2 separate regions of the Homo sapiens genome follow, and region 2 is linked to region 1. The links are chromatin loops, found by intact Hi-C in ENCODE. Cell type or tissue: PC-9. All regions are shown on one strand.

Region 1 (2,500 bases):
CAAGCAATTCTCCTGCCTCAGCCCCCCGAGTAGCTGGAATTACAGGGGCCCACCACTACGCCCGGCTAATTTTGTATTTTTAATAGAGACAGGGTTTCACTATGTTGGCCAGGCTGGTCTCAAACTCCTGACCTCAGGTGATCCACCCTCCTTGGCCTCCCAAAGTGCTGGGATTACAGGCATGAGCCACCGTGCCCACCTTAACTGTTTTTTAAATTTTTATTTATTTTTAGTGATAGGGTCTCATTCTGTCACACAGGATGGAGTGCAGTGGTGCAATCATGGCTCACTGCAGCCTCAACCTCCTGGGCTCAAGCGATCCTCCTGCCTCAGCCTCTCCAGTATCTAGGACTGCAGACTCTGCCACTACCCCACCTGGCTAATTTTTAAAAGAATACTTTTGTAGAGATAGGGTGTATGTTGCCCAGGCATGTCTTGAACTCCTAGCCTCAAGCAATCCCCTTGCCTGGGGCTCCCAAAGTGCTAGGATTACAGGCGTGAGCCACTGCACCCAGCCTACTTTTACACATATTTGAAAAAAAGTCTTACCATAAAAATTTTTAAGAAGAAAACGTCAACATTTGATTTTAAAATAAGAAAGCTGGCTGGGCGCGGTGGCTCATGCCTGTAATTCCAGCACATTGGGAGGCTGAGATGAGTGGATCACTTGAAGTCAGGAGTTCAAGACCAACCTGGCCAACATGGTGAAACCCCATCTCTACTAAAAATACAAAAAAATTAACCGGGCATGGTGGCACATGCCTGCAGTCCCAGCTACTTGGGAGGCTGAGGCAGGAGAATCGCCTGAACCCAAGAGGTGGAAGCTGCAGTGAGCCGAGATTGCACCACTGCATTCCAGCCTGGGTAACAGAGCAAGACTTTGTCTCAAAAAATAAATAAATAATTAAATAATTAAATAAGAAAGTCCATTTGATTTAGGTTTTGATATTATCTACTTCTGAATAACTGGACTTGGGGAATACGAAAGGAAGAATATGAAATGATACTTGTTTGCAGAGCTCCCCTCCATTTACCAGGCATTCCCCAGATGCTCTGGTCTGAAGCGACGTCTCTTGTCATAAAAGACATTTGTGTCTGGTGAGAAGGAATGGACGCAAGCAATCTCTGGCCTAAACCCCAAAGACCCTGGGTCTGAGTGAACTTGAGCAAATTCAACATGGACCTCTCTGATTAACCACTGCTTCCATCTTGTAAGACCAACAAAATTGCTAAATCACCTTGGGTATTTGCTAAATAATGGCAGAATCAAAGGTCCCACCCCAAACCAACAACTCAATCTCTAGGTATGGGGTCCAGGAAGGAGTGCTTCGACAAGCTCCTCAGGTGATTCTGATGCCCCTTAAAGTTTGAGAATCACTGGGTTAGGAAACCAGTGACCTGGTGTCCTCCAGTGGGCAAAACTGATTCTACACCTCCACCTTGTGGCTTAAAAGCTACAAAGCAACTTCACCAGAATACCTGGCTCTCTGCCACATAACTAATTGACGGTGGCATTCAAAGCCCAGCAAGAAACCTTACACCTCCTCTAAGGATTTATTCCTGAGATACAACATTTGGATTCATGTCATTATACTCAGGGATTAGCAGGTCCATAAACATTATAGAAAGTTAGCTTTGAAAGTATTTTCTAAAAGTTAGCTTTGACTATTTTGGGATGAGTATAACACTATATATTCATTCAATATTTACTAAGTTTCCATAATATTCCAAGCACTGTGCTAGGCACTAGAGATTAAAGATGAATAAAACACGCACCTGCCCTTAAAAATTCATAGAAAAACACAAGTAATAATACATATTAGGACAAATGCCTCCTTTCTGTGAAGCAGCTCCTGGGCACTGGGAAGGAAATCAAAGACAAATACTGGCCTACCGGGAGACAAGACATAGCATATGAATAACTAATGATGGCAAAAGCAGCAACTGAAATGTGCAACATGAATGCCACAGATCATAAGTACTTTACAGAGATTCTGAATGGAGAGATCCTTTCCTCTAGAAGTTAGGGACAGCTGCATTCATTCAACATACACTCTGTGCCAAAATAGTGCCAGGTGCCGGGGGACATGGTGAGTAAAAGCATCTTTAAGAGTATGTAACAGAGAGATCTAGCAAGGAAGTTTTCCCTGATGGATTACCATTTGATCTTGGTAACTATGACATGAACACGTAAAGAAAAATCAAGAAAACAGGAGAAAGCATCCTCTATGTGTATGTGTTTTGGGGGGTGGTGCAAAGGGAGAAGAGACGCAAGCTAAGGAGCCAGTGCAGTCAGAACCTTATGGAGAGACGGAAATGGGTATGAAATGGGGTAGGGATTTAAGCAATGAAAAGAGTGGCCAAGCACTAACACAGAGCAAAGATGTTTATGGCAGAGGGAGGGAGAGGCAGAAGAGGCAAATGGACTTTGAGATTTCAGCCAGGATGATTATAAGACAGACGATGACAATAATAAAAAAACAAAGAAGTTTAAGAAAGG
Region 2 (2,500 bases), 1.3 Mb before region 1:
GAGCCATGGTCACACCACTGCATTCCAGCCTGGGTGACAGAGCAAGACCCTGTCTCAAAAAAAAGAAAGTGGTAAATATTATGAAATAATATTATGAAACAATTGGGGGAATTAAAAAAGGATCACTCCTTATAAATTAGGAAGGACAATTTGAAATTTTATTAACATATGGAAAAATTATAGTATTAAACTAAAGTGAGCTGTTTTTACTTTCTGTTATAGATAAAATTTCTTTTAGGAAGTGATAGGTTATTGGATTAGTTAATACTGTTGGATAACAAATTATCCCAAAACTAAGTGGCTTAAAACAATAAACTTTGGTTATTTCTTAGTTTCTTTGTGAGTGGCTTAGCTCAGCATTGTTGGTGAGGGATGCAGTCATCTGAAGCTTGGTAGGGGCTGTAGGATCTGTTTCTGAGGGGCCCACTTACATGACTGGCAAATGGGTGCTGGTGGTTGGCAGGAGGCCACAGTGCCTCACCAGGTAGGCTCTCCACAGGCTTCTTGAGTCTTATGACATGATGGCTGACTTCCCCCAGGTGAGTGGTCTTGAAGAAGGCAAGATGGAAGTGGTGATATCTTTGGCAACCTAGCTTTGGAAGTTACACACCACTACTTCTGCCACTTTTCGTCATTAGAAGTGAGTCATTAAGTCAAGCCTACATTTAAGGAAAGGGAAATTAGCCTCTTTTTTTTTTTTTTTTGAGACAGAGTCTTGCTCTGTTGCCCAGGCTGAAGTGCAGTGGCACAATCTTGGCTTACTGCAACCTCTGCCTCCCAGGTTCAAGTGAGTAGCTGGGATTGCAGGCATGTATCACCATGCCTGGCTAATTTTTTGTATTTTTACTAGAGATGGGGTTTCACCATGTTGTCCAGGCTGGTCTCAAACTCCTGGCCTCAGGTGATCCACCCACCTGGGCCTCCCAAAGTGCTGGGATTACAGGTGTGAGCCACTACACCTGGCCAACCTTTTGGAGGAAGAAGTGTCAGGAATTTGAGGACATTTTAAAACCACTGCAGTTATTTTCCTTGAAAACTGCTTACAATGTGGTGACTTCATAGACAATGTTTATCAATACACTCCTGAGGACTTCTTGCTTGAAAGTTCTAGGGGCATAAATACTTTCAGGAAACTTCTAAACAAGAACAGATTATTTTCTTACATTCTGATAGTCATAATTTAACTGTGGATTTTTTTTCCTTGGAGATAGGGACCCTGTTTTAGATACTATATTTTATTTCCTGTCTTCCAAGAGAGATTTAAAGATTTATATGAGCAACACCTAGCAGATGCCTATTAAATAGTTGGTAAATAAATGCGTGAATTAGTTATTAATAAAAATGCACACACACACATACACACACACACACGCACACACACACACATCCTCTTCTTTTGGAATATACTGCCACCAGGTGGTGCCAGAATCACATGATTTTACATAAACTTTTTGGGCTGAAGTTCCACTTGCTTAAACAAGGTTTATTACAGTGTGATCCACAGTCATAAACTTACTTATTTAAATAGCAAAAACATTGAACTTAAGGAAGATTAACTGGGAAATTCTTTTTACTTTTTAAGTTTTAGAATAATTTTTAATACTTTTTCACTTAGCTTTTATTAATTATTTTTTAAAATCCAAACAGAAGTTACAAGCCTTTTAGGTGTTTTGTTGTTATCTAATTGGCTGACTTGGAATAGGAATATAAATACTTTGACTCCTTAGTAGGGGCAAATTCTCTCCTTTCTGTTCTAGCTACAGGTAGCTTCTTCAATCTTTTTTGTTTTTTGTTTTTCAACTGAGTACAGGGAGTATATCAAATTATCCTCAAACAGAGTTTTTTTTGCTTTTATTACAATTTTTAATTGATACAATAATTGTATATATTTATGGGGTACAGTGTGATATTCTGATATGTGTGTGCAATGTATAATGATCAAATCAGGTAATTGGCATATCCATCACTTCAAGCATTTATCATTTTTTGTGTGTGTTCGGAACATCCAAAAGCCCCTCTTCTAGCTATTTGAAAATATATAATAAATTGTTGTAAATTATAGTTTACCTAAGGTGCTATAGAAAACTAAGACTTATTCCTCCTGTCTTGCTATAATTTTGTAACTGCTAACCAACCTTTGGCTGTCTCCCTCTAACCATCTCAGCCTCTAATAACCACTATTCTACTCTCCACTTCTATGAGATCAATTTTTTTAGCTTCTACATGTGAGTGAGAACATGCAAGGTTTGTCTTTCTGTGTCTGACATTTTACTCAACATAATGACCTTGAGTTCCATCCATGTTGTTAGAGATGACAGAATCTCATTCTTTTTTATGGCTGAAATAGTACTCCATTGCATGTATGTACCACATATTTATCCATTTGTCTGCTGATGGACACTTAGGTTGATTCCATCTCTTGGGTACTGTGAATAGTGCTGCAATAAAAATGGGAGCGTAGATTGACATACTGATTTCATACTGTGTATCATACATGCGC

Evidence for each region. Hi-C counts contacts between places; a loop is a spot of excess contacts. Peaks named below come from ENCODE experiments on the same cell type or tissue, not always from the same donor. Only the 100,000 strongest peaks of a DNase experiment are listed, where the experiment ranks them.
Region 2: it touches region 1 in a loop (5-fold over the local background); 6 of 110 quality-filtered maps call a loop at or near these places.

Annotation. Positions count from the first base shown.
Region 1 is chr14:69,106,155-69,108,654 of GRCh38, forward strand. The region is part of intron 5 of DCAF5 (DDB1 and CUL4 associated factor 5); the gene reads right to left. Among named protein-coding and RNA genes, the nearest start is that of DCAF5, 46 kb to the right of the region's middle. In PC-9, CTCF peaks have their summits at 1,420 (motif pointing left) and 1,619; a DNase peak (open chromatin) is centred at 1,457.
Region 2 is chr14:67,835,800-67,838,299 of GRCh38, forward strand. All of the region lies in intron 4 of RAD51B (RAD51 paralog B), which reads left to right. Among named protein-coding and RNA genes, the nearest start is that of RAD51B, 17 kb to the left of the region's middle. In PC-9, a CTCF peak has its summit at 1,418 (motif pointing right); a DNase peak (open chromatin) is centred at 1,442.